2 separate regions of the Homo sapiens genome follow, and region 1 is linked to region 2. Evidence: read pairs that join two places in POLR2A ChIA-PET (ENCODE). Cell type or tissue: endothelial cell of umbilical vein. All regions are shown on one strand. Each heading gives the region's core, and the rest is flanking DNA. Links, peaks and the distances in the headings are about the cores only.

Region 1 (15,697 bases), core at 4,220-9,219, 140 kb before region 2:
CCTCTGGCCTGCCATGTGCACAAGCATAACAATTGCTTTTGTTTAACGTGCAGATGGAATATTTGATGCATTTTAACCAGGCATTTGCATCTTGGTATCCTGTCTTCATTGGTAAAGTTTGTTTTAACTCTTTAACTTCTATGATCCTCTAGTAAAACGAATGTATGGTTTTAGGAAATTACAAAAACTGGTTGGGGCAGTCCATTCTTGCTCTTTAGTGGTCCACAGAACGTTGGACCAACTACGGCATAAAAACTCTACATCAGGGGACAAGACTCCTGGTTGGCACTGGGGTCTTTATCGAAATCTCCCTGGATTAAATGGTCCTAGTTTACTAATGTCCAGTCTGAGGAGAGTCAGGAGGGACAGAAGTACTTTTCTGAAGTAGAGAGCTGTCTTTGACTTGGCAAGTCCCCACAGGGTATAACAAGGCAAGCATTAAATGCAATAGTTTGAGGTGAAATTGACTTGGTTATGTTAATAACTAGATGGTCAGCAATAGCACGAGGAAAGAAAGAAGAGTAATAGAATAGATGAAAAGAGATTTTTCGTAGCTTTAGTTTGGCAGGGTTTTCCTCTGGGACTGTGGCCCATGACTCTGGAGGGGGTGGCACTTTCTTGATTCTGGTGTGACGAGTCCATCCTTTTTTGCTGTACGAACAGCAGTCTTGGTGGTTAGCAACACAAGGTAGGGTCCTTCCAGGCTGGCTCGAGTTTTTCTTCTTTCCACCTTTCGATGAGAATGTGATCTTCAGGCTGGTGCTGGTTTACTAGAAATTCTAGGGGTGGTACATGTGCTAAAAGACTTTTAGTTTTTGAGAGAAAGGAAAGTGGAAAATAAACCAAGCATATAATTCTAAGGAACTGACCTTTTGTTTTAAATGTGGGGACCTTGGCAGTGGACTTTATAGTCCTTAGTGCCTTTTTCCTGAGAAATTTCCTTTAGCACCTATTTTTATTAGTTTTTAAACCAAAGAAAGCCAAATACCATTTTACATTTAACAGTGCTTCTCGTATGATTTTTATACCAGATAAGCTAAATTTTATCTTTATATTAGTGTGTTATTAATATTAAACTTAATTTTAATAAAACCTTGTAGACATATGTATCTAATTGTTAATGTTTGACCATAAGGTAAGATTTTATAGATTCTTTTTAACCCTTTATAATTTTTGCAAAAGAGCAGGTTGGTGCTTTAAGAAAAAACCTGTTATGCTTTTACTTTAATGTCCAGTTCACAGAAAAACTGGATGATACTTCTTTAACTTTAGCTAATATGTTTACACACAGAATTTTCTTTACAATTAACATTTTGAAACTTGCTTAAATCTTCAAAACAATAATTATTTTTAACCTTTTAATGTAGGTGAAAATGTACATCCTTATGCCTCCTTACAATTCTTTTACCAAAGATATATTTTACTTTTCTTATACACCTTGCATATAAACTGTTTTTTTTTTCAACAGTTTTACATTCAGGAGGCCTAGTTACTTTTAAATTATACAACATTTTTTGCATAAATTTTTTTATAACATTTTTCTCTTTCGTGACTTTCGCAGACAATTCTTCGATATGCCTCAACTTTCTGACTTATTACAAATATTTATTTCTTTAAACAACCAGTTAATTTGTTTCAGGACAAGAATTTACCATATAATACTCTTTTTATATAAATTCCGCCCCCCCTTTTTTTCCTTTTTTTTTTCGAAGATGATAACCATTCTTTTCCAAAGCGAACCTTTTTTGTGTCTTGTGGACTAGGCCACAAGAATATAAGTTACTATATACATGTTACACTGTTAACTTTTAGCAAACTTTAGTTGAAAACCTTTAAAAAAAATTTTAAAAAAATGCATGTTGTGCACATGTACCCTAAAACTTAAAGTATAATAATAATAATAATAAAAAGAAAACCTTCTAAGTTTGGGATTTTAATTATCCTTTGCTATTAATAAGACCTTGTTTTGTCTAAATTAGAATTGGTATAGATGGCTTTTTTTTCTTAACTTTGTATCTCTCTCTCTTTCTCTCTTTCTTTCTCTCTTTGACTTTGTCTCTCTCTTTGACTTTCCTTTTGCCTCTGCCTCTTCCTCTCTCTCTGTGTGTGTGTGTGTGTGTGTCTCTCTCTCTCTCTCTCTCTCTATCCTTGACTCTCTGTCTGTCTCTTCCTGTCTCTTCCTCTCTCTCTTTTCCTCTTTTCCTCTCTGTCTCTTTCCTTTCTCTCTCTCTGCTGGTCTTTCCTTGCCTCTGCCAGCCACTTATGCTGCTGTTCTCTCAACCACTATGTGTTGGGGGTGGGGGGTCTAAAACCAGCTCTAATCAAGTGTCTCTGTAAGGGAACTGGTCTGGGTTCCTTGGCTTATAGGTTACCTTGTGCCATACCTTTGAAACAAGGGACCTGTCCAGGCTTCCTTCTAATGGCCAACCTACCTCTAATGCTGGCCAGTCTATCTTACACAAAGTTTTAAGTTTTCCTGGTGTCATAGCACTCCATAGTCTCCCTCAGATTCTTTTTTGAAATTTGTCAACATAGTTCCTAGTGGGGTGGGCTTATTCGTGCCTGACCTATGCTTCTTCAAGACAAAACACCACGCTCACACCACAAACACACCACAAAACAAAGAACCGGTAAAAAGGGCGCACACACAGTTTTGCAGTTTGCACCAAACCAAAATCAGAGTATCCAGAAATCCAAGCCAGGTCAAAACCAAAACCAAAGTATCAAGCAATCCAAGTCAAGTCAAAAATAAAAACCAAAGTGCCAGGAGAGGCACACCATGGGTGATCAGGCCACACTTCCACTCAAATGGAGTAGGCAAGTTCCCAAGACCAATCCTGTCAAGCAATTCAAACCAAAACCAAAGTGCCAATAAAGGCACGCCATGGGTGATCAGGCCATGCTTCCACTCAAATGGAGTGGGCAAGTTTCAAAGACTACTCTTACCAAGTTTTAGATGTCCAGACTCCAAGTGCCCGTTCCTTCCCGGTGTTCAGCCACTGCGTTGATCCTCCATGGGGGCCTGCCATACAGTGCTCTGGCGAGGCGTCCCAGTGGGGCAAATGCCTAACCAGGAGCGCCCTCAGGATCCGTGTTGCTCGGGCTGGTTGGAGTCCCCTGCAGGGATGTTCCACAGGGCAGGTTTAAGCCGCCTAAGGAGCTGCCTTGACCATCCGCCATTCACCTCGCTTCCCAGTCAGGGAACCAAGAAATCGAGCTGCAGACAAAACTTATCAGACACCGAGTTAAAGAAGGAAGGGGTTTATTAGGCCAGGGGCATCGGCAAGACTCCGGTCTCAAGAGCCAAGCTCCCCGAGTGAGCAATTCCTGTCCCTTTTAAGGGCTCACAACTCTAAGGGGGTGCACGTGAGAGGGTCGTGATCAATTGAGCAAGCAGGGGGTACGTGACTGGGGGCTGCATGCACCAGTAACTAGATCGGAACAAAACAGGAAAGGCATTGTCACAGTGCTTTTCTATACAATGTCTGTAATCTATAGATAACATACCAATCAGGTCAGGGGTTGATTTTTAACTACCAGGCCCAGGGTGTGGCACCTGGGGTGTCTGCTTGTGGATGTCATTTCTGCCCTTTAGTTTTTACTTTTTCTTTCTTTGGAGGCAGAAATTGGGCATAAGACAATATGAGGGGTGGTCTCCTCCCTTACACCATGTTAGCCAGGATGGTCTCGATCTCCTGACCTCGTGATCTGCCTGCCTCGGCCCCCCAGAGTGCTGGGATTACAGGTGTGAGCCACAGCCCCCGGCCTCATTCATGATTTATTTTGCCATTTCAAGTGATGGAGCTGGTTTTAGAGCTAGAAGAAAACCAAAATGCCAGTTAATCTAAACTAGATTCCTGCCCCAGTGCAGAACCAATCAAGACAGGGTCCCTGTCTTTCAGGGACCACAGGATTTGTGTTGAAGAGGAGAGGAGTGGGAGAGGCAGAGTGGATGGAGAACAAGGATTCATTTTCTATACTTTTAAAGTTCTTCAGTTAAGAAAATCAGCAATTACAATAGCCTAATCTTATTAGACATGTCTTTTCCTCCCTTCTATGTAAGGTCAATTCTGTTCATTTGCATAGGAGATAATCATATAGGAATCCCAAATTAATACCCTCTTCTGGTGACTTACCAGATTGGACACTGTAAGATTTTCTGCATAGCATTAAGGACATTTTGTACTTCTTCAACGCAAACAGCAGATAAATCTATCTCTTTCTGTTCCAATGAACTTTAACACATTAGAAAAACATGTATCTTTTAAAAAGGTTTAGAAAAATGACAACTTCATTTTATCATTTTAAAATAAGGTAAATTGGGCTGGGCGTGGTGGCTCACGCCTGTAATCACAGCACTTAGGGAGGCCGAGGCGGGCGGATGACCTGAGGTCGGGAGTTCAAGACCAGCCTGACCAATACGGAGAAACCTCGTTTCTACTAAAAATACAAAAAAATGAGCCAGGCATGGTGGTGCATGCGTGTAATCCCAGCTACTCGGGAGCTGAGGCAGGAGAATCGCTTGAACCCACGAGTCAGAGGTTGCGGTGAGCCCAAATCACGCCATTACACTCCAGCCTGGGCAACAAGAGCGAAGCTCCGTCTCAAAAATAAATAAAATAAAATAAGGTAAATTTAAGATTTGGAAGGTTTTAGAATAATACAAAATCCTTTAAAGGTTCTAGAAGTTGCTTTTTGTAATTAGACAATATAAATTCTGTATTTTTTCACATATTGCTTCCAACCCTTTGGGTCTTTTCCTTTCTCCAAGAAAGAGAAAGCTACAGGGGAGTGACTGACCGGGTAAGTGGTGAGCTTTCTCCAATGCTTCTGGCTGTTTTCTTTTTCTTGCATAAAACCAAAATCAACAACGACCAAACCAACACCAATCAAGGCCTCCCTGCCCCTAGCCTTTCCCAGCGACCCACTCTCATCTCAGGATCCCCCTCAAGCACATCCCTGCCGGCAGCATCTGTTACTACTGACGCTCCTCTACTTCCCTCTTGCGCTTTCTCAATAGCACAAATGGATCCAGTTCTTAAGTTCTCCCTCCCACAAAATCCTGTCTCCTCCCCTTCCCAGACATATTCCTGGCACTTCTTCTTCCGCAAGGGCCCATCTTCTCATATATACCAGCCGGTGTTTATTTCTTTGTTTGTTTTTGAGACGGAGTGTCGTTCTGCCACCCAGGCTGGAGTGCAATGGCGCGATCTCGGCTCACTGCAACCTCCGCCTCCTGGGTTCAAGCGATTCTCCTGCCTCAGCTCCTGAGTAGCTGGCGCGCGCCACCACGCCCGGCTAATTTTTGTATTTTTAGTAGAGACGGGGTTTCACCACGATGGTCAGGCTGGTCTCGAACTCCTGACCTCGTGATCCATCCGCCTTGGCCTCCCAAAGTGCTAGGAATACAGGCGTAAGCCACCATCCCCGGCGACCAGCTGATGTTCTTATACACATGGTGTCCCCTTCAAGGCACATTCCAGTTCCTATCAGGAGGATTCCTCCTCGGACACACTGTGCCCCCAACCTGATCCTTAGTGCTTCCCTCGAGACCTACAAACTGCCCCCTTCCCCGGGGGGTTCACAACGCCTTATGCCTCTCAGGTTCCGCCCCCGCCCCTCGCATAAGAATACCCATCTGCCTAGCTTCGGAAATTCACTTTCCCCCGCCCGTCCCCCGGAGCATCCCTTGGGCCCCTGTCCCTTTCCCGGGGCTCTTCTACCTTAACCCAGAGCAGAGGGTGCAGGCCTCCTGAGCCCAGGGGCCCAGTTATCTGAGAAACCCCACGGCCTGTCCCCCGTCCAGAACGTCTCAGCGAGCTCACGACGCGCAGTCACGTTTTTTTCCCCCCCTCTACACTGCAGATGTGGCTCCCAATGTTGACGTTGGCCAGGACCTTTGCAAACAAGCCAGGCCAAAAAGTTTCAATATTTACACTGGCTGCTTTAATAAGGGCATTGATCTTATCCTCCGTAAAGGTCACCTCATAGTCCTGCAGAATGAGGGCAGAGTAGATGCAGGCAAGCTGGGAGACGGAGGCCATAGCGCGGGCGAGTGTGGGGCTGGGGCTGCCGGACGCGGTGCTACTCACCGGATGAAGTGAGGGTCTCACCCCAACGCGGCCTTAGCTTCCTCGGAAGGACCGAACACCTTGGCGGCAGCCGAGGAAAGGGGTTCCACAGTTTTAATTTATCTGTAATTCCCACGCTTTACTGTTGCCACGGAAACCGCTGAGCAATAGCCTCTCAGAATAGGAAATCAAGACACAGTCAGAGGAAGGGCGGGACAGAAAGAGCCTAGCATCTCTCGGGGCTCTGGGTTGGCCACCCAGTCCTCCCCTGGTGACATAAAAAGAAAGAGACGGAAAAGGAAGAATTCTACCTGAGTTCGCCGTAAAGCGCCCGCCCTCTCGCCTCTACGCTTCCAGTTGCGGCTTATTACGTCACAGTAATTGCTGTACCAAGGTCAGAATCGCCACCTGAGGCCTGAATATCAGCGTAAGATAGTGTCCAAAGCAGTCTTAAGAAGAGGTCCCATTACCCCACTCTTTCCGCCCTAATGGAGGTCTCCAGTTTAGGTAAATAAAAGGATTGTTGGGAGGTGGAGGGAAAGAACTACTATTTCCAACATGCATTGCGGAACGAAAGGCCTTGGCCACACTGTTCCTTGGAAACTGTAGTCTTATGGAGAGGAACATCCAATACCAAAGCGGGCACAATTCTCACGGAAATCCAGTGGATAGATTGGAGACCTCCGCGGGCTTATACATGTCAACAGTAATGGATTGGAGTGTTGTTATGTTCTCCTATCTTGAGAGCAGAGACTAGGCCAAAAAAAGATACCTACAACTCCTAGGAAGACTACGATTCCCATCCAGCCCCACGAGTCTCGGGCAAGTAGTCCTCTAAGGTCAGTGGCCTGCGGGGACGCAGTGGGCGCCGAATTTGCCTGGGGAAGGGGAAATCCGCTCTGGCCCACATCTGCGCACTCCTAGTTCCGCCCCTCAGCCTCAATGTTTGTTATTGTTGTTCGGGTTCAGGTTGCTTCTGCCCCGCCCCATCGACGCAATCTCCACCAATCAATGGCGTGGTCGTTTTGAGGGACAAGTGGTGAGAGCCAATCATCTTGGCGAACACTCGGAGAAACAGGGGACTAGTTACTGTCTTTATCCGCCATGTTAGATTCACCCCACAGGGATAGCGGCAGAGCCGGTAGCGGACGGTCCTTGCATTGGCCTCCGGCAGGCGCCCCCCGGGGGCGGGAAGCTGGTAAGGAAGCAGCTGCGGTTACCTAGGGGTGGGGTCACGTCACGCTAAGAGGGTTTGGGGAAGTTCAAGGGAGGAATCCTGCAAAGAAGAGGGGCGACTTTTTCCGTGTTTCGGGACAGCTAATCTTTTTAGTGACAGGATGAGAGAGCCCTTCATGTTCAGAGGGACCGAGTTGGCGAGAAGCGCCGGAGAGTTGGAGAGTCTGTGGGTCAGAACATCCGGCTTCTACTGATGGAAGGCCACGACTCCCCAGTGGAATGAGGGCCTAGGCAAAGAAAATGAGAGAGCCCTCGGGGTAGTGACACTGTCTTGGGAACATGGAGTGCTAGGAAACGAAAACTGGAAGACTAGGATGAACTCTGCAAGTAAAAAAATGACACTACTTACACATCCTTCTCATCCCATCCTCGTTTTTTCGAGACCTTAAAGAGATCTCCTTGGTTAGGGACCTTCGGTTTTGGAAAGGCACTGTTTTTCCTTTTTGTCAAACACTCAGCTTTCAGGCCACACTTTTTTGAGACAGAGTCTTGCTTTCTCAAAGACCAACCCAGGCTGGGCTTGAACTGCTGAGCTCAAGCGATCCTCGTGCCTTGGCCTCCCAAAGTGCTGGGATTACAGGTATAAGCCACCGCTCCCGGCCTCAGGTCACACATTTTAAAGCCTGGATAACTTGGCTTGTAAAGGCCTCTGGTGGAGACAGTAATCAAAGCTCAGGTTGCCAGGTCTGTTTCATTAAAGGGATTTTGTTGAGGCTGAAAAAAAAATCGACGTGGAGGAAAAGCTAACTTGTGCCAAGCAAAGGTGAGTCAGTGGCATGGACTTACAATAATGCCAGTTATGAAAGCTGAAGGCCTAAGACCCAGCTATCTGACTCTACTGGCTGTAGACCTAAGGGGCAGATAGGGTTAACCATAGCTTTGGTGTTTACACACGTTTAAGATTAATGCTCCTGCTGAAAGAATTTTTTTACATGTCAGCCAAAGAGAGTTCCTTATGAAGACCTGGATATGGTCCAGCCAAGCTAGAATCTCCCACTTCCTGTTTTCTCTTAGTTGGCCCACCAGCTGGAGGAGCTCCAGAGTATCTAAATTTCCAATTGTGTAATTTGAGAAAAAGAGAGGAAGATTCATTTCCTTCACAAGTAGGGAAGTGTGTTTCTTGAAGTTGGAAAGTGATATTTCAGAATACCCACTTTTGGCGGACTGAGTCACTTCATTTCCTTGATTTTTTGCCTAAGGTCCTGGGGAATTGACAAAGATTCTCAAATTTTAAGGACCCCAATAATTACATTTCATATGAATGAATACTAGATGTCAGCAGGATTGTTGTTAAGAGACTAATATTATTTTGGTGGTGAACTTGGTTCTTGGTAGAAACAAAGAATGGAGAAAATTGGGGGATAATTGTCTTAGGGTTTCAAAAAAGTGCCTTTAAATGACAGTCTTAATTGTAGTATTTTACAGGGCAGTGCATTACATTGTGGAAAACAGTACAGGTTTATGGTTCTAAAGACTGGTTTATTATTATTTATTTATTTATTTGAGATGGAGTCTTGCTCTGTCGCCCAGGCTGGAGTGCATTGGCGCGATCTTGGCTCACTGCAAGCTCCACCTCCCAGGTTCACGCCATTCTCCTGCCTCAGCCTCCCGAGTAGCTGGAACTACGGGCGCCCACCACCACGCCTGGCTAAATTTTTTGTATTTTTAGTAGAGACGGGGTTTCACCGTGTTAGCCAGGATGGTCTCGATCTCCTGACCTCGTGATCCACCCACCTCGGCCTCCCAAAGTGCTGGGATTACAGGCGTGAGCCACCACATCCGGCCCTATTATTTTTTAAAATGTTTAATTGAACTTAATTTTTTTAAGGAGACAGGGTCTGGCTTTGTTGCCCAGGCTGGTCTTGAACTCCTAGGCTCATGATCCTTCCGCCTCAGCCTCCCAAAGTGCTAAGATTACCAGCATCAGCCACCACACCCGTCCAGTTTTTTATTTTATTTTATTTTTGAGACAGAGTCTCGCTCTATCACCCAGGCGAGAGTGCAGTGGCATGATCTTGGCTCACTGCAACCTTGCCTCCCAGGTTCAAGCAATTCTCCTGCCTCAGCCTCCTGAGTAGCTGGGATTAAAGGCCTGCGCCACTACACGCAGCTAATTTTTGTATTTTTAGTAGGGACGAGGTTTCACCATGTTGGCTAGGCTGGTCTCAAACTCGACTCAAACGATCTGCCTGCCTCTGCTTCCCAAAATGCTGGAATTACAGACATGAGCCACTGTGCTTGGCCTTTATTATCATATTTTTTATATTTGAATGACATTTTGAAAGAACTTGCGTACACATTTTTAATTTGATCCTTATGGTAACACTGTGAGATAGTCAAAGCAGACGTATTAGACCTATTTTATAGGTTAAAGAACCGAAGCTCAAAAGCGAACTGACCTGCTCACAGTTTTATGTCTAGTAATGGGCCGGAGGTATGTCTGGAAGCTAAGTCTTCCCAGTTTGTGTGCTCCTCCGCCTCCCCTCTGCCCCCCACCCCCACCCCCGCAGACCACGCTGTAAATCCCTGGGACTTAATCTTGTTCCTCTCAACCTAAGCTATTTTTTCATATCTTGTTCCTCTCAACCTAAGCTATTTTTTCATAAAGTCATAAAAACCAGTTAAACGTAACCATTCATCAGTAAACAAAATCCTTAATTAAAAACATAATGATCAGAATAGAAATCTGATTAAGGAATTGTTAACTTGTTAGGCATGATAATGATATCTAGACTGTTTTTAAAAAATTCTTATCTTTTAGAGGTACATACTCAATTCTTAATGGATAAAAGCATAGATGTCTGTCAAAATAATCTAGTAGGGAAAGGGTATTGCTGTAAACCTTTGGTTACAGCAAATTGGTCCTGAGTTGATAATTATGAAAGAAGCTAGCTTATGGGTCCATAGGGATTCATTATATTCTCTCTACTTTTGTATAGATTTAAATTTTCCCATAAAAATATTTTAAAAAATAGTCCGGGCATGGTGGCTCACGCCTGTAATCCCAGCACTTTGGGAGGCCGAGGTGGGTGGAATCACGAGGTCAGGAGATCGAGACCATCCTGGCTATCACGGTGAAACCCCGTCTCTACTAAAAATACAAAAAAATTAGCCAGGCGTGGTGGCGGGCGCCTGTAGTCCCAGCTACTCAGGAGGCTGAGGTGAGAGAATCGCTTGAAACCAGAAGGTGGAGGTTGCAGTGAGCCAAGATTGTGCCACTGCACTTGAGCCTGGACGACAGAACAAGACTCTATCTCAAAATAAATAAATACAATAATATAAAATAATTATATTATTATAGTTTGGTTAAAACATTAGTTGACTATGGTCAGTTCATTGTTGGGGCAGAAGTGGGAGATGCGGGGGTATATGTGAATGAGGATAGCCTTGAGTTGATTGTTGGTTTAACTAAGTGTTTATTACTCTCCACTTTTATATATGTTTGAAATCCCCCATTTAAAAAATCAGTACAAGGCCAGGTGCGGTGGCTCATGCCTGTAATCCCAGCATTTTGGAAGGCCAAGGCAGGCAGATCATGAGGTCAGGAGATCGAGACCATTTTGCCTAACACGGTGAAACCCCGTCCCTACCAAAAATACAAAAAAAAAAAAAAAAATTAGCCGGATGTGGTGGCGGGCACCCCAGCTACTCGAGAGGCTGAGGCAGGAGAATGGCGTGAACCCAGGAGGTGGAGGTTGCAGTGAGCTGAGATCGTGCCACTGCACCCCAGCCTGGGGCGATAGAGCGAGACTCCGTCTCAAAAATAAATAAATAAATAAAATAAAATAAAAAATCAGTAGATTGTGAAAAAACATAGTAACTTGGATGGAGGGCATTGAATGCTACCTCTGTGTAGTTTCTTGGCTAGTGTTTTGGCCTGTAAGTTCGTAAAACTGGTAGAAAACCTAGGTTCTCAAGTTAGGACAACCCTCCTTCTGCAAGAAAAATGTAGAATGTCACTCTCAAGTCATACAAGAATACAAGTTCCCTGAGGGCAGAGACCTTATCTCTCTTATCCATGTTGGTATGTCCTGCTACTAGTAAGTATTTGTTTAGTTAACCAGTCATCATAAAGTACCGTAAGGATTTTACAAATGCTAGATGATTTCTGGGAATGTGGTCAAAATTTAAATACTTTCAGCATACTTCTGTTTCCACATGTTTCCAACATGTGGAAGTTCCTAATAACTTCAAGAATAATTTTTGTGACTTAAGTACAAGTCTTTATGGCATGGTTTTAGCCTATCTTTCTTTCCTGAAACAATTCCTATTTAACAGTGATGGTAAGTTTCGTAAGAACAGGGACAGTGTTTCTTTTGTTCATTGCTGTCTCCCAAGCCCAGCCCATATTGGGTCCTCACAAGTATTTGCTGAGTGAACTTTTAGTGCAACTTATAGAACCCTTTCTAATGTGTTTTTCTCTCTCTCCCACCAACCTTCTCAACCCTAGCCTCACAGCATGGAACCACAGGTTACTCTAAATGTGACTTTTAAAAATGAAATTCAAAGCTTTCTGGTTTCTGATCCAGAAAATACAACTTGGGCTGATATCGAAGCTATGGTGAGTGTTACTTTATTTTGTTTCTCCTTGGTTTAAGCATGGTTATTTTTTCCAAAGGTAGCTATTTTTAGCAGTGTTGTTTCATAGCTGTGAAGTCTGTCATAGTTACCATTTCTGGGCCTTTTGGAAAATTGCTTTTGATAGGGTTTCAGTATTCATATATGAGATGTGCCCCAATAAAGGGAACCAACACATAAATTTCCTTTTGAACATTTTAGAAAGGGAAGGTAAAATTGTTTTTAGTGAGATAGGATTTAGAAAACCTATTAATTTTAGAACCAGTATGAGGAGTGAATTGGTGTGGACTCCACCCAACCAGATCCCAAGGAAATGTTCTCTTGTGTGAGGATATGACTTGTGTTTTGCACAAGGATATAACTTGTGTTTTGCAAGAGCCTATCAATTGTTTTTATTGCTAGGTCAGAGGTTGAGTATCTCAGAGTTGAGCAGGAAAAACTTTCATACCTGCTTAGACAGCAGTTCACCTGTTCCGTTTTTTTGCTAAGGCTTTTCCTCCTCTTGGTTTGCCCTTTGTACTCTTCTGTTTTTGTTCAGTTTGCAGTGGTGAATGTTTTACTTCCTGTGTTGACTGTGTTTCTCTCTGAAACCCTTTGGTAAAAATCTACGTTTACCTGGTTATATCTGATGATAACTAAAAAGGGAAAGAAATGGTAGATCTTAAAAGATGATCTGAGGTAGTTGTCTGCCTTCCAGCAAATACCTGTTCATACTGTCCTATCAGTGACAGTGAGACCCGTCTCAAAAAAAAAAAAAAGATTGGATTCAGAAAGAAGTTAGATCTTGTTTGCCAAAAGATGTGAAAATCAGTTATCTTTCTTTTCCTAGTAGTTAAATGAGCTGACAGCTTGCCTTTTTTCTTCCTTGTAAATTTTAAATTGTATAAGTATAATACATGCCCATTTTAAGAAGAGAAACCATCTCAAGCAGTTAATAGCCCTCCATTCTCCCCCCCCTCATCTGTTACTCCCACCTTCTTTGGGTAACCAATGTTAACAGCCCTGTATGTACTTTAAATTTTCCATGTTCATGCAGATATCATACTAGGATCATACTATAAACATTATTTGGCCAGGCACAGTGGCACACGCCTAGAATCCCAGCACTTTGGGAGGCCAAGATGGGTGGACCACTTCAGCTCAGGAGTTTGAGACCAGACTGGGCAACATGGTAAAACCCCATCTCTACCAAAAAAATACAAAAATTAGCTGGGCCTGGTAGCAGGCACCTGTGGTTCCAGCTACTCCGGAGGTTGAGGTGGGCGAATTGCTTGAGTGCTGGAGGTTGAGGCTGCAGTGAGCCAAGATCAAGCCACTATAATCCAGCCTGAGCGACAGAGTGAGACCCATCTCAAAAAAAAAAAAAAAAAGATATTTTTCGTTTTTTTTTTTTCTTATCTTGAAACTTCAGGAGATATCCATCTATACACATAACTTATACACTGTTCTACAGGATAAACTCTGTCCTATACAAATGTGAGATTAATGGGTCACAAAGCATTTTATTTGAAATTTTAATAGATTCTGCCAAATGCTTTGCAGAACAATTGTAGCAGCACACAGAAATACATGACAGTGTCCTGAAGTTTTGACAACACTGGATGTTATGGCTTTAAAAAACATTTGCTGTTCCCTACCCCACACCCCACCCAAAACACACACACACACACACACACACACACACACACACACACACACACACAGTTTGGTATTCTGATGAGATGTCATCTCATTGCTTCAATTTGCATTGTTCTGACCACCAGAAAGTTTGAAAGTCTTCTGATGTATTTGTTAGGTGTTCTGATTTCCTCTTGTATGAATTTTATGTATATTTTTACCTGGGTTGTTAATTGTATCATTAGCAGTTTTGCTGGTACTCTGGGTGTGTTGCAGATATTAACCCTTTGTTATGGGTTATTAAGGTTGTTTGTTGTTTGTCTTTTGATTTTGTGGGTTTTTTTTACTTTGACTTCTGTGTACATTATAACCTGCCTTTAAATATGTATCTCTTTTATAGGTAAAAGTTTCATTTGATCTGAATACTATTCAAATAAAATACCTGGATGAGGAAAATGAAGAGGTAAAATATATTATGGCACTTATTGCTAGGTGTTCAGAATAGGGATCTTATTTCTCCAGTGATATGGGCTTTAATAATTCAAAATAGTGTTTAGCTTATTTGTGTGGTGGTTTAAATATATTTGATAACTGAATATTCTAAGAAGACTTGCAGCATCTGAGATGGAGTTGAGAAATGGAGAAGCAACACTGAAGAATATCTCAGAGATAACTTTCACTTAAAAAAAAAAAAAGGAAACAGGGTCTCACTATGTTGCTCAGGCCAGTCTTGAACTCCTGGGCCCAAGCAGTCCTCCCACCTCAGCCTCCCAAAGTGCTGGGATTATAGGTGTGAGACACCCACCATGCCTGGCCTGGCCTGAGAGAACCTTTTTTTTTTTTCTTTTTTTTTTTTTGTGAGATGAAGCCTCACTCCATAACCTAGGCTGGAGTGCAGTGGTGCGATCTCTGCTCACTGCAACCTCCAGCTCCTGGGTTCAAGTGATTCTCCTGTCTCAGCCTTCTGAGTAGCTGGGATTACAGGTGTATACCACCACGCCTGGCTAATTTTTGTATTTTTAGTAGAGACGGTATTTCACCATGTTGGCCAAGCTGGTCTCGAACTCCTGGGCTCAAGCGATCAGCCCACCTCGGACTCCCAAAGTGCTGGGATTACAGTTGTGAGCTACCACACCTGGCCAAGATAACTTTTAAAATTATATAGTGACCTTAAGTTCACATATAGCACAAGCTACCACTTAGTTTATAATAATACAAATATAATGGCTAAGCTTTTTTTTTTTTTTTTTTTAAAGAGGGTCTCACTCTGTTGCCCAGGCTGGTGTGCATTGGCATAGCTTGCTGCAACCTAGAGCTCCTGGGTTCAAGGAATCCTCCCATCTCAGCCTTCTGGGTAGCTAGGACATACCTCTCTGCATCTGGCAAAATTTTTTAATTCTTTGGAGGGATGGAATCTCACTTTGTTGCTCAGGCTAATGGCTAAGCTTTATTGAGTGGTTACAGTGTGTCAGACTAGCCACAGTACCATGTATTGAGTACATTATTATCATCACTATTTTACTCATGAGGAAACTGAGGCACAGAGAGGTGAAAATAACTTGTCCAAATGCACAAAAACTTGGAAGTAGTAAAGTAGCCGTTCAGTCCATACCCTCTGGCTGTAGAACTCAAGCTCCTAACTGTTATATTGCACTGCCTTTTAATGTATCTGAAATAAAGGAGGGCACAGTAGATAAGCAATAAAATTTCTTAAGTGTTATTCATGACTAGCAAGTGATATGGAAAAGCTGAACGCTTGGCCTGAGTTTTTGTCTGTCCTATGGGGCTGGTCCTAGTAACAGAAATGCTCAACTGATGAGACACTTATAATTCACTGTTGCTTTTTTTCCTTTTATAGGTATCCATCAACAGTCAAGGTGAGTCCCTAAGAGAGTCTGTTCAGCCTTGTTTAAAAACCTTAATCTGCTCATTGAGGCATTTCTATTTATACTCAAACCTTATTGCAGTATTAATTTTAGAGTGACATTGCACTGATGGACATTAGTTACCTAGGGGATTTTATTGTATAGCAGTTTTTTATATATAGGATGATGCCTTTGAATGGACCCTAAGGACAGCTTTAATGGGAGGTTCTCATATTTAAGATGCCAGTCCTCTGAAATTAATATGCCTCCCAGTTCAACACATATAAGTATTCCCATGGTGTTGCATTTGTTTCTGACTTGGTATATATG
Region 2 (13,753 bases), core at 3,623-8,622:
TAAAAGAAGTAATCCGGCCAGGTACATTAGCTAACACCTGTAATCCCAGCACTTTGAGACGCCGAGGCAGGCAGATCACCTGAGGTCAGGAGTTCAAGACCAGCCTGGCCAATATGGCGAAACCCCGTCTCTACTAAAAATACAAAAATTAGCTGGGTATGGTGGCTGCTGCCTGTAATCCCAGCTACTCAGGAGGCTGAGGTAGGAGAATTGCTTGAATCCCAGAAGTGGAGGTTGCAGTGAGCCGAGGGAGATGGCGCCACTACAGTCCAGCTTGGGCGACAGAGCAAGTCTTTGTCTCAAAGAAAAAAAAAAAGAGTAATCCATTGTCAAGCACAGGGTTTAATAAACAGAGATAAACAGAGGCTTTTATTGTAGTATTTCATGACGTTTAGGATGTCATGGATTGTGAGAGGCACCATTATTTTATGTACCCCTCAGAAAGAAAGGAAGAAAGGAGAAAAAAAAAAAAGATGCTGACATTTAAACAGCTGTAGTGCTTTTTCCTGGCACTGGATGTAAGATGCATCCTGGTTTCTGAGGTCTAAAAATATGGAACAAAAATGTGCCCTCTGAATGAATGAAATCATCCAGGCGTGGTAGCTCACACCTGTAATCTCAGCACTTTGGAAGACCAAAGTGGTAGATCATTTGAGGCAGGAGTTCAAGACCAGCCTGGGCAACATAGGGAAATCCCTGTCTTGACAAAAAATTTAAAAAGTAGTCAGGTGTGGTGGCGCATACCTGTAGTCTCAGCTTCTCACTTCCCAGGAGGCTGAGGTAGAAGGATTGCTTGATCCCTGGGGACAGAGCAGGATCCTGTCTCAAAAAAAAAAAAAAAAAAGTGAAAGCAGGCACCATCATGGAGTGTGGTCACTTGGAAGCCTGGGCCTTGAGCCTTGGTGTCATCCATCACCTGGAAGACCCTGAACTTTCCCTCTCTGGGCCTGAATTTTCTCATAAACCAAATAAGCACAGAATGGATGTTTCCTCTGGCCTGCTGGGAGGTCATAACAAACTGAGAGGCAAGGGCTGCTTTGCTGCTCTCTGCTGCCCCCTGCTACTGCAAGGAGAGAATCGGATCTTGGGGATGACCCAGCGCTCCTAGAGGTGGTAAAGTGCAGCAAGCTGATCCCTGATATCCAATAACCTTGTGATTTTTTTTTTTTTTTTGAGACAGCGTCTCGCTCTGTTGTCCAGGATGGAGAGCAGTAACGTGATCACAGCTCACTGTAACCTCAAATGCCTGGACTCAAGCGATTCTCCCATCTCAGCCTCCTGAGTAGGTAGGACTACAGGTGTGTGCCACTACACCTGGCTAATATTTTTGTTTTTTGTAGAGATGGGGTCTCACTGGCTGGGCGCGGTGGCTCACACCTATAATCCCAGCTCTTTGGGAGGCTGAGGTGGGCGGATCACGAGGTCAGGAGATCGAGACCATCCTGGCTAACATGGTGAAACCCCGTCTCTACTAAAAATACAAAAAATTAGCCAGGTGTGGTGGTGGGCGCCTGTAGTCCCAGCTACTCAGGAGGCTGAGGCAGGAGAATGGCGTGAACCCGGGAGGTGGAGGTTGCAGTGAGCCGAGATTGCGCCACTGCAGTCCAGCCTGGGCGACCGAGCAAGACTCCGTCTCAAAAAAAAAAAAAAAAAGATGGGGTCTCACTGTGTTGCCCAGGCTGGTCTCAAACTCCTGGGCTCAAGTGATCCTCCCACCTGGGCCTCCCAAAGTGCTGCTGGGATTACAGGCATGAGCCACTCCACATGGGCCCTCTTGTGATCTTAATCATTGTGCCAGGCTCTTCACATTCCATCCTCAGCATTCAGGTTTCCACCTTCTTCAATATGTATCACAGAGGTAAGTCAGTCTCTTGGAAAATTTGGTTAGCTCGAATTTCCTTCCTGAAACTCAGCCTTCTCATCTGTTCAATGGAGATTATAAACCCTGACCCACTTTCCTCTAAGGTGGATGAGAATAAAGATCCACTGATCATAAAGATATAAAATTGCCAGCCAAAAGTGGGGGTCCCTTTTATACTCTGGGAGGAGGAAGCAGAAGGCTGAGGATTTTGGGAAGTCAGTCTAGGCAGCCTCAATTTCATCAAGTATAAAATGGGATAAATAACATGTTGCATTTGGGATTTTTTTTTTTCTGTCGCCCAGCCTGGAGTGTGCTGGTCCAGTCACATCTTGCTGCAGCCTTGACCTCCTGGGCTCAGGTGATGCTCTTGCCTCAGCCTCCCAAGTTGCTGGCACCACAGGCATGCACTACCATGCCCAGCTAACTTTTATTTTATCTTATTTTATTTATTATTACTATTTTTTTTTTTGAGACAGAGTCTGGCTCTGTCGCCCAGGCTGGAGTGCAGTGGCGCAATCTCAGCTCACTGCAAGCTCCGCCTCCCGGGTTCACGCCATTCTCCTGCCTCAGCCTCCGGAGTAGCTGGGACTACAGGCGCCCGCCACTACGCCCAGTTAATTTTTTGTATTTTTAGTAGAGACGGGGTTTCACCATGTTAGCCAGGATGGTCTCGATCTCCTGACCTCGTGATCCGCCCACCTCGGCCTCCCAAAGTGCTGGGATTACAGGCGTGAGCCACCGCGCCCGGCCTATTATTACTATTTTTAATAGAGATGAGGTCTCACTATGTTGCCCAGGCTGGTCTTGAACTCCTGAGCTTAAGTGGTCCTCCTGCCTTGGCCTCCCAAAGTGCTAGGATTATAGGTGTGAACCACTGTACCTGGCCTTATTTTTATTATTATTATTTGTAGAGATGAGGTCTCACTATGTTGCCCAACCTGGTCTCAAACTCCTAGGCTCAAGTGATCCTCCTACTTTGGCCTCCCAAAGTGCTGGGATTACAAGGGTAAGCCACCGCACCTGGCTGCATTTGGGATTGTTGAAACACCGAAAAGAAAATGTAGATACTCAGTGGCATACAGTGGGCTCAGAAAACAATACCCTAAAATGAAGGCCTCAGCAGCAGCCTCAGAAGTAAAAAGTTTTTCTCTGACTCCCCCAGTCCCATTCTCCCCTGAAGCTAGCCATAGACACAAAAATCCCTCTTCCCTGAGGCAGGTCATGGAAACCAGAAGCCCTTTTCTCCAAAGCCAGCCTGCAAGTGTAAAAATATTACTCTGGTTTTCCCTCTGTCCTATCTGTAAAAACTGGCCACAAAGAAATTACCTGACCTACTTTGTTTGACTGTAGGTCATAAGACCCCCATTCCACAGAGCATCCTGCCCGACACGCAGAAGGAAGGAATACATGCTCAGAGAAGCCAACAAGGATCTGGACAGGCCAGGCATGGTGGCCCACGCCTGTAATTCCCACACTGTGGGAGGCTGAGGCAGGAGGATCGCTTGAGGCCAGGAGTTCAAGATCCTCTATCTGGCAAAAGTCTAAAGGAGAAAGTGACAGACAGCAACAGCTCGTCATGGAAAGTGTGGCTGAAGACAAAGAGATGAAAAAGGCTTCAAGAAATTTCCACTTTGAGTCTCAAAAGGCAACATAGCAAGACACTGTTCCTTTCTTTTTTTTTTTTTTTTGAGACGGAGTCTCGCTCTGTCGCCCAGGCTGGAGTGCAGTGGCGCGATCTTGGCTCACTGCAACCTCCGCCTCCTGGGTTCACGCCATTGTCCTGCCTCAGCCTCCCAAGTAGCTGGGACTACAGGTGCCCACCACCGCGCCCGGCTAATTTTTTTGTATGTTTAGTAGAGACAGGGTTTCACCATGTTAGCCAGGATGGTCTCGATCTCCTGACCCTGTAATCCGCCCACCTTGGCCTCCCAAAGTGCTGGGATTACAGGCGTGAGCCACTGCGCCCGGCCAGCAAGACACTGTTTCTACAAAAAATTAAAAACTTAAAAAACTTAGCTGGGTGTGGTGGCACACACCTGTAGTCCTAGCTACTTAGGAGGTTGAGATGGGAGGATCTCTTGAGCCCAGGAGTTTGAGGTTACCGTGAGCTATGATCACGCCACTGCACTCCGGTTTGGGCAATAGAGTGAGACTGTGTTGGGAAAAAAAATAAAATAAAACCTGGACAGACAGGAGCCTTAGGGATTTCCCCACTCATTGTATTCTCCTTACAGCATGTCCTCTTGTCCAGTCATATTTCTACATGGCCTTCCATACTTTATTGACCCTAAGCATTAAAACGGACAATTTTCTCTGTATCTTTGGGTCTTTGCTCTGAAGACTCTCATGTATACCATTAAAAACAAAATTATATGCCTTTTCTCCTGTTAATCTGCCTCGTGCCAGTGATTTTTCACTGAACCTTCACAGGGCAAAGACGGAAGTTTCCCCTTGGCTCCCCTAAGTACTCAAAAACAATACCGGGGACTGGGAATGATGGCTGATGCCTGTAACCCCAGGACTTTGGGAGGCTGAGGAAGGATGATTGCTTGAGCTCAGGAGTTTGAGATCAGCCTGGGCAACATAGAGAGAACCCATCTCTACTAAAATAAAAAAACAAAAAACAGTACCTGGGAAACCAAATTAGCAAGCAAAAGATGGCCTGATAAACACGAAAATGAGCAGAGAGGCAGTAAAATAGTGAGCCCTGCAGGGTCATGATACTTACCACAAGCCAGGAGATTTACTAATCACTTTCTATTGTAGGAAATATTAATATATTTAATATTCATTCATTCATTCAAAAAATATATACTGAGTGGCTACTATATGCCAGGCATTGTTCAGGGTGCCAGTCATATAAAAGTGAACAAGCGACAAAGATTCCTGCTCTGGAGCTTACATTCTACTATGCTAAAATGCAATAAACGTATCATTGTATAAAATGTGGGGTGACAGGTGCCACCGAGTAGAATAAAGCCAGGTAAAAGAGAACAGAGACCCTGTGTGGATGAGGGTAGAGAACGCCAGGACTACAGACTAGATTTTAAGATTCCTGTTTTATACAGGAAAAAAAATAAGCCTCAGAGGAGTGACTTGCCTAAGCTGTTTTCCCTTGCTTTTTTTTTTTTTTTTTTTTTTTTTTGATACGGCGTCTCGCTCAGTTGCCCAGGCTGGAGTGCAGTGGGTGGCATGGTCTTGGCTCATTGCAATCTCCACCTCCCAGGCTCAAGCAATTCTCCTGCTTCAGCCTCCCGATTAGCTGGGATTACAGGCACCCACCAACCATGCCCGACTTTTTTTTTTTTTTTTTTTTTTTTGAGACGGAGTCTTGCTCTGTCTCCCAGGCTGGAGTGCAATGGTGCCATTGTGGCTGACTACAGCCTCCGCCTCTGGGTTCAAGCGATTCTCCCACCTCAGCCCCCCAAGTAGCTGGGATTACAGGTGCCCACCACCACGCCTGGCTAATTTTTTGTATTTTTGGTAGAGAGGAGGTTTCACCATGTTGGCCAGGCCAGTCTCGAACTCCTGACCTCAGATGATCTGCCCGCCTAGGCCTCCCAAAGTACTGGGATTACAGGTGTGAGCCACCCTGCCTGGCTATTTGTTTTTTTTTTTTTTTTTTTTTTTTTTGAGATAGGGTCTCAGTCGGTCCCCCAGGTTGGAGTGGAGTGCAGTGGCCTGATCACAGCTCATTGCCACTTTGGCCTCCTGGGGCTCAAGCTGTTTTCCCAGGGCTCAAGTGGTCCTCCCAGGGCTCAAGTAGTCCCCCAAGCTCAGTCTCCCCAGTCACTGGGACTACAAGCCTGCTCCACCACGCCCGGTAGATTTTCTGGTTTTTTTTTTTTTTTTTTTTTTGTAGAGATGGGGCTCTCACTTTGTTGTCAAGGCTGGTCTCGAACTCCTGGGCTCAAGTGATCCTCCCATTTCGGCCTCCCAAAGTGTTGGGATTACAGGCATGAGCCACAGTGCCAGGGCCGAGGCTCTTCTCAACTGCTGCAGCAGACAGCTTGGTTCTTGCCTCTCTGCAGACAGAAGACTTGTGTCTCAGGCTCAGTGCTTTGTCTCACAGAGTGCTGGACACACAAGAACAAATTATCTTTCTCTAGGTATCCATTTTTGGCTCTAGGCTCTCTGCTTCACAGGTGGATGGAGTGATGGGGAAGATGCTGTGGCCAGTGCACCTAGGTTCAAATCCTACCTCCCTGTGGTCTTGGGCAAGCTGCTTAACCTCTCTGCCTCAGCTTCTGCATCTGTATGTAACTTTTGCAAGTTTGTAATGAGGAGAGCACTTAACACAGAGCCTAAGCCAAACAGTAAATGCTTCCTATTTTATTGTCTCAGTCATTTCACAGTCATGACCCCTTCTGGGGAAGCTTGTGGGAAACTCTGACTCACATTGCAGACTACCGAGCCACGGTCCCTTCCTCGGCTCCGTTTCTGCTCCCTCCACCCCACGAGGTAGGCATTGGTGTTTCTGCTTTCCAGCTGGGGAAACAGAGTCCGGAGGTTAAGTGGTTTGCCCCCAGTGCCCCGCCGACAGGGCAAGGCGCGCGGACGGGGCTGTGACTCCCAGGGCGGCAGCCCCCTCGGCGCGGTCTCGCGACCCGACTTCTCTCTGTGGCCCCGGGAAGGGGGTGGGGGGCGGCGGGGCCTCGTCGGCTCCGCCTTCGCTTGGGACCCAGCCAGGCCGCGGGACGCTCCAGTCTTTACAGTGATGACCTGATGGCTTTCCTCAAAAGAGCTCGGACCACTCTCCTCCAACTCCCTTCCACAGACCGCTAGTGACGCCCACGCGCATTTCCCCCTGACCACTGTCTTGACCCCCGGATGGTCCAGACCGGGAGCCCCAGCCCAGCTTCGGCCGGCCGCTGCGAGCAGAGCTGGACCGCAGCGGGGACTCAGATCGCCGTAGCCACGCCTACCCACGCGGGAAAGGGCGAGACATGCAAATTAGAAATGGCGCTTCAGCCACGGGGCAAAAACAGAGCTGAGAATTCACTTGAAAACGTAGCCAACTATAAACCATGCCCAAAGGCTTGCTGTTTTCAACAGGCCTATTGAGAAACGAAGTTGTCAATTGCCCCTATCGTTGCTCACCGTGGGTGTAATATGGTGATATGAGGGTGGTAATGGCGAAGGCAAAGATGCTGGATTCGACAAATTTTTCCAGATCTCTGTTTGTGGTGAGGTGTAATTATGTGTGTTTTTCCTAGCTTAGTGTGTGCGTTCTTTCTTTTTGTTTCTGAGAATGCTGTGTTGAGGGGGTTTTTGGAGAAAACGGTGGGGTTGGGAGGTTGTAGTACTTCAAACAAAGGTGAACGATTTTTTAGGTGAGTGAGCGTTGTGTTTTAAAGGTTATACTTTGTTATATTCACGTTCTTATTGCGTTATATCATGCTTCAGAATTGGTCGTCAATATCCTTGTCTAGGTGAGAGTATGTGTGACCAGCCCCCTCCCCGCCTTTTTTTTTTTTTTTTTTTGTCTTATAGAGTGTCACTTTTGTCATCCAGGCTGGAGTGCAGTGGCGGGATGAGAGTTCACTATGATCTCGACTTCCTGGACTCAGATGGTTCTCCCACTTCAGCTTCCGGATCTAATATTTCAATAATTTCAAGAACACTGCATTCATTCCTCTCCACATGAGCAATTGCCAAAAGTAGGCTTTACATTTTTGCTCGTTTTCTTTTGGGTCTGTGGCTAGTCTCCACTTCCTTTTTTTTTTTTTTTTTTTTTTTTTTTTTTTTAAGATAGTCTCACTCTGTCCCCCACAACCCCCAACCCCGGCTGGAGTGCAGTGGCCAGATCTGGGCTTACTGCAACCTCTGCCTCCCAAGTTCAGGTGATTCTTGTGCCTCAGCCTCCTGAGTAGCTGGGATTACAGGCACGTGCCCACCATGACTGGCTAATTTTTTGCATTTTTAGTAGAGACGGGGTTTTGCCATGTTGGCCAGGTTGGTCTCGAACGCCTGGCCTCAAAGTGATCCACCCGTTTGGGCCTCCCAAAGTGCTGGGATTACAGGCCTGAGTTACTGCACCCGGCCTGTCCCCGAAATTCGATTGCAGCCGGCGATAAAGCTTTTTTTTACCCCGCTTCTCGGCAAAGCGTTGTGTTTTTATTTTAGCAGACTCACCTGGCACTAAGGACTGCTCTGGTGGTCTTCGGAGGCTCCTGGGATCGACTGCTTGGACAGAGGTGACATCACCCAATTAGTGAGAGCCAAGACCTAAGGCTGCAGCTGCCTTCCAGGTATCTGCCACTCACTGTAGAACGATCCCACAGTTCTGCATTTCTGCCCTATGCCCGCCAGTCACAAGAAGCTCCGGTCTCTTATCCCATGTCTGATTCCTGAAACCTTGCTAATTTTCCTACCATCCTCCCTATTCCCAGCCTCCTTTCTTCTTCTTCTTCTTCTTCTTCTTTTTTTTTTTTTTTTGAGGCTGAGTTTCACTCTTGTTGCCTAGGCTGGAGTGCAATGGTGCGATCTCGGCTCACTGCAACCTCCACCTCCTGGGTTCAAGCGATTCTCCTGCCTCAGCCTCCAGAGTAGCTGGGATTACAGGCATGTGCCACCACGCCCGGCTAAATTTTTTTTGTATTTTTAGTAGAGATGGGGTTTCTCCATGATGGTCAGGCTGGTCTCAAACTGCCAAACTCAGGTGATCCACCCGCACTGGCCTCCCAAAGTGCTGGGATTACAGGTGTGAGCCACTGTGCCCGGCCCCCCTTTCTTCGTTTGCTCTATCCTCCCGCTGAAGACATTGCTTTCCTCTTTCTGTTTGCTCTCCCCACCTCTCACTCCATTGTGCCTTGCACCTGTGCTGCCCACTACCTCTCCTTGTTGCTGTTGTCTCTCCTGGCTGCTGGTCACTCCATGCCAACACTTACTTTATTCCTTGAAGGTTTTTAGCTCCTGGAGCACTGACTTTCTCCAGCATAACTCCTGTCATCAATCGACACCCTGGTTCCCCAATTCCTTGACCTCAGCTTTGACTACCCCAGCCACTCACTTCCCTGGTCTAACCCTAGGTCATGTCATTGTCGATTGCCATAACCCCATCCACTTCGAGGGTCACACTCTCCAATCACCTCTACCATCCCTCCCTCTGCTACCCTTTGGTACCTGTCACCCCACTCCCCACCCCCTCAACCCGCATCCCCAAAGTCCTTGGGCCCACCTCCAACTAATCTAACTGCACCAACTCTAACAAACTGCACCTGTGTCACTGAGTGTAACTGGTGGAAGCTGACTGGGCTCACCTTAACCCTGGGCAAGCTGGGGGAAAATAGACATCCCACATTTGCTACCTGGGGCCCAATAAGTCTGCATTAGTCTGTGCTCGTGCTGCTAATAAAAACATACCGGAGACTGGGTAATTTATAAAGAAAAAGAGGTTTAATGGACTCACAGTTCCACGTGGCTGGGGAAGCCTCACAATCATGGTGGAAGGTGAAAGGCATGTCTTACATGGTGGAAGGTGAGAGAGAACTTGTGCAAGGGAACTCCCCTTTATAAAACCATCAGATCTTGTGAGACTTATTCACTATCATGAGAACAATATGGAAAAGTCCTGGCCCCATGATTCAATTACCTCCCACTGGGTCCCTCCCATGACACGTGGGAATTATGGGAGCTACAATTCAAGATGAGACTTGGGTGGGGACACAGCCAAACCATATCATTTTGCTGTAGCCCCTCCCAAATCTCATGTCCTCACATTTCAAAACCTATCATGCCTTCCCAACAGTCTCCCAAAGTCTTATTTCAGCATTAACTCAAAAGTCTACAGTCCAAAGTCTCATCTGAGACAAGGCAAGTCCCTTCCGCCTACCAGCCTGTACAATCAAAAGCAAGTTAGGGTCGGGCATGGTGGCTCATGCCTGTGATCCCAGCACTTTGGGAGGCCAAGGCAGGCAGATCATCTGAGTTCGGGAGTTTGAGACCAGTCTGGCCAACATAGTGAAACCCCATCTCTACTAAAAATACAAAAAAATTAGCCGGGCGTGGTGGCACATGCCTGTAATCCCAGCTACTCGAGAGGCCGAAGCAGGAGAATCGCTTGAACCCAGGAGGCAGAGGTTGCAGTGAGCCAAGATCATGGCACTGCACTCCAGCCTGGGTGACAGAGTGAGACTCTGTCTCAAAAAGAAAAAAAAAAAAGCAAGTTTGTTAATTCCTAGATACAATGAGGGTACAGGCATTGAGTAAATACAGCTGTTCAAAATGGGAGAAATTGGCCAAAACAAAGGGGTTACAGATCTCCTATGCAAGTCTGAAGTCCAGTGGAGCAGTCAAATCTTTTTTTTTTTTTTTTTTTTTTTGAGATGGAGTCTTGCTCTGTCACCCAGGCTGGAGTGCAGTGGCATGATCTTGGCTCACTGCAACCTCCACCTCCCGGGTTCAAGCAATTCTTCTGCCTCAGCCTCCTGAGTAGCTGGGATTACAGGCACATGCCACAATGCCTGGCTAATTTTTTTTGTATTTTTAGTAGAGACGGAGTTTCACCATGTTGGCCAGGCTGGTCTTGAACTCCTGAACTCAAGCGATCCTCCCACCTTGGCCTCCCAAAGTGCTGGAATTACAGGAGTGAGCCGACATGCCTGGCAGCAGTCAAATCTTAAAGCCCCAAAATGATTTCCTTTGACTCCATGTCTCATGTCCAGGTCACACTGATGCAAGAGGTGGGCTCCCATGGCCTTGGCAGCTCTGCCCCTGTGGCTTTGCAGGGTATAGCCCCCCCTCCCAGCTGCTTTCACAGGCAGGCCTTGAGTGTCTGTGGCTTTTCCAGGAGCAAGGTGCAAGCTGTCAGTGGAGCTACCATTCTGGGGTCTGGAGGACAGTGACTCTTTTCTTGCAGCTCCACTAGGCACTGCCCCAGTTGGGAGTCTGTGTGAGGGCTTGCACCCCACAATTTCCCTTTGCACTGCCCTAGCAGTGGTTCTCCATGAGGGCTCCACCCCTGCAGCCCACCTCTACCTGGACATCCAGGCATTTCTACACATCCTCTGAAATCTTGGCAGAGGTTCCCAAGCCTCAATTCTTGACTTCTGTGCACTCGCAGGCACAACACCACATGAAAGCTGCCAAGGCCTAGGGTTTGCACCCTCTGAAGCCACAGCCTGAGCTGCACCTTGGCCCCTTTTAGCTGTGGCTGGAGCAGCTGGGATACAAGGCACCAAGTCCCCAGGCTGCACAGAGCAGGGGGGCCCTGGGCACAGCCCATGAAACCATTTTTTCCTACTAGGCCTCCAAGCCTGTGATGGGAGGGTCTGCCACATGAAGGTCTCTGACATACCCTGGAGACATTTCCCCCCACTGTCTTCATGATTAACATTTGGCTTCTCGTTACTTATGCAAATTTCTGAGGCCAGCTTGAATTTCTCCTCTGAATTTTTTTTTTTTTTTTTTTTTTTTTGAGATGGAGTCTTGATCTGTTGCCAGGCTGGAGTGCACTGGCACAATCTCGGCTCATTGCAACCTCCGCCTCCCGGGTTCAAGCGATTCTCCTGCCTCAGCCTCCCGAGTAGCTGGGACTACAGGTGTGTGCCACCATGCCCAGCTAATTTTTGTATTTTCAGTAGAGACCGAGTTTCACCAGGTTGGCCAGGATGGTCTCAATCTCTTGACTTCATGATCTGCCCACTTCAGCCTCTCAAAGTACTAGGATTACGGGCATCAGGCACTGCACCCGGCCTGGGTTTTTCTTTTCTACCGCATTGTCAGGCTGCAAATTTTTTGAAATTGTATGCTCATTTTAACTTTTTTTTTTTTTTTTAATGGAGTCTTGCTCTGTCACCCAGGCCAGAGTGCAGTGGCGTGATCTTGGCTCATTGCAACCTCTGCCTCCTGGGTTTAAGCAGTTCTCTGCCTCAGCCTCCCAAGTAGTGGGGATTACAGGAGCCCACCACAACACCCTGCTAATTTTTGTATTTTTAGTAGAGATGGGGTTTCACTATATTGGCCAGGCTGGTCTTGAACTACTGACCTTGTGATCTGCTCAACTCAGCCTCCCAAAGGGCTGGGACTACAGGCATGAGCCACTGCTCCTGGTCTGTTTCACTTTTACAACTGAATGCTGGCCAGATGTGGTGGCTCATCCCTGTAATCCCAGCACTTTGGGAGGCCTAGGCAGGCAGATCACGAGGTCAAGAGTTTGAGACAAGCCTGCCAATATGGTGAAACCCCATCTCTACTAAAAATACAAAAATTAGCCTGGCGTGGTGGTGGGCGCCTGTGGTCCCAGCTACTCGGGAGGCTGAGGCAGGAGAATTGTTTGAACCCAGGATGTGAAGGTTGCAGTGAGCCGAGATCACGCCACTGCAGTCAGTCCAGCCTGGGCGACAGAGCGAGACTCCGTCTCAAAAAAAAAAAAAAAATAAGAACAGAATGCTACTGGGCACAATGGCTCATGCCTGTAATCCCACCACTTTGGGAGACTGAGGTGGGCAGATCAATTCACATCAGGAGTTTGAGACCAGCCTGGCAAACATGGTGAAACCCTATCTCTAATAAAAATACAAAAATTGGCTGGGTGTGGTGGCAGGCACATGTAATCACAGCTACTCAGGAGACTGAGGCACGAGAATCACTTGATTCTCTGCGGGCAGAGGTTGCAGTGAGCCGAGATCTTGCCACTGCATGCCAGCCTGGGCAACAGAGACTATCTCAAAAAAACAAAAATAGCAAAAACAACAACAAATCCTGGATGCTTTTAACAGCACCAAAGTCACCTCTTGAATGTTTGCTGCTTAGAAATTCTGTAACCGCCAGGCGTGGTGGCTCACGCCTATAATCCCAACATGTTGGGAGGCCGAGGCAGGAGGATCACCTGAGGTCAGGAGTTTGAGACCAGCCGGATCAACATGGAGAAACCTGGTCTCTACTAAAAATACAAAATTAGCCAAGTGTGGTGGCACATGCCTGTAATCCCAGCTGCTCAGGAGGCTGAGGCAGGAGAATCGCCTGAACCCAGGAGGCGGAGGTTGGGGTGAGCTGAGATCCTGCCATTGCACTCCCCTGGGCAACAGGAGCGAAACTCCATCACGAAAAAAAAAAAGAAAGAAAGAAAAAAAGAAATTCTGTAATCGCCGGCACGGTGGCTCACACCTGTAATCCCAACACTTTGGGAGGACGAGGCAGGCAGATCACCTGAGTTAGAGACCAGCCTGCCCAACATTGCGAAACCCCACCTCTACTAAAAATACAAAATTAGCTGGGCGTGGTGGCGCATCCCTGTAATCCCAGCTGCTCCAGAGGCTGAGGCAGGAGAATCGCTTGTACCTGGGAGGTGGAGGTTGCAGTGAGCCGAGATCGCGCCATTCGACTCCAACACGCGAATCAAGAGCAAAACTCCGACACAAAAAAAAAAAAAGAAAAGAAAAGAAAAAGACAAGAAAAAGAGAGAGAGATGTTGGAAAGAAAAGCCTCACAGAAGGCAGGGCACGGTGACTCAAGCCTGTAATCCGAGAACTTTGGGAGGCTGAGGGGGGCGGATGACGAGGTCAGGAGATGGAGACCATCCTGGCTAACAGGATGAGACCGCCGTCTCTACTAAAAATAGGAAAAATTTGCTGGGCGTGGTGGCCTACGCCTGTAATCCCAGCTACCCAGGAGGCTGAGGCAGGAGAATCGCTGGAACCCGGGAGGTAGAGGCTGCAGTGAGCCGAGATCGCGCCACTGCACTCCAGCCTGGGCGACAGAGCAAGAGTTTGTCTGTAAAAAAAAAAAAAAAAAAAAAAAAAAAAAAAGCCAGGGTGAGCGGTGGCTTAAGCCTGTAATCGCAAGCAACACTTTGGGAGGCGGCGGCTCGGCAGATCACCGGAGGTCGGGAGTTGGAGACCAGCCTGACCAACGTGGAGAAACCCCATCTGTACTAAAAATACAAACTTA

The links. ChIA-PET counts read pairs that join two places held together with the same protein. Peaks named below come from ENCODE experiments on the same cell type or tissue, not always from the same donor. Only the 100,000 strongest peaks of a DNase experiment are listed, where the experiment ranks them.
Region 1: POLR2A ChIA-PET joins it to region 2 with 19 read pairs; 31 of 35 experiments call an interaction of 5 or more read pairs at or near these places.

The regions. Positions count from the first base shown.
Region 1 is chr17:43,164,034-43,179,730 of GRCh38, forward strand. It overlaps NBR1 (NBR1 autophagy cargo receptor), which reads left to right and starts at 7,181. Exons shown (of 21, transcript NM_005899.5): 1 at 7,181-7,269; 2 at 11,758-11,868; 3 at 13,903-13,965; 4 at 15,361-15,379. The coding sequence starts at 11,767. It overlaps LOC101929767 (a long non-coding RNA gene), which reads right to left and starts at 6,370. Exons shown (of 2, transcript NR_110868.1): 1 at 6,093-6,370. LOC124900391 (a long non-coding RNA gene) reads right to left here and starts at 6,931. Exons shown (of 2, transcript XR_007065760.1): 1 at 6,383-6,931; 2 at 1-3,816. It also overlaps a transcript of BRCA1 not described here and the pseudogene BRCA1P1. RefSeq lists enhancers at 6,002-6,211, 6,482-6,531, 6,782-6,891, 7,212-7,321. In endothelial cell of umbilical vein, for the core only: no CTCF peak of the experiment used is centred there; DNase peaks (open chromatin) are centred at 6,338, 7,088, 7,778 and 8,248; H3K4me3 peaks cover 3,120 bases; H3K27ac peaks cover 3,112 bases.
Region 2 is chr17:43,308,897-43,322,649 of GRCh38, forward strand. No RefSeq gene overlaps it. Among named protein-coding and RNA genes, the nearest start is that of LINC00910, 73 kb to the right of the region's middle. RefSeq lists enhancers at 6,509-7,146, 7,147-7,779, 13,242-13,748, 13,749-13,753. In endothelial cell of umbilical vein, for the core only: no CTCF peak of the experiment used is centred there; no DNase peak of the experiment used is centred there.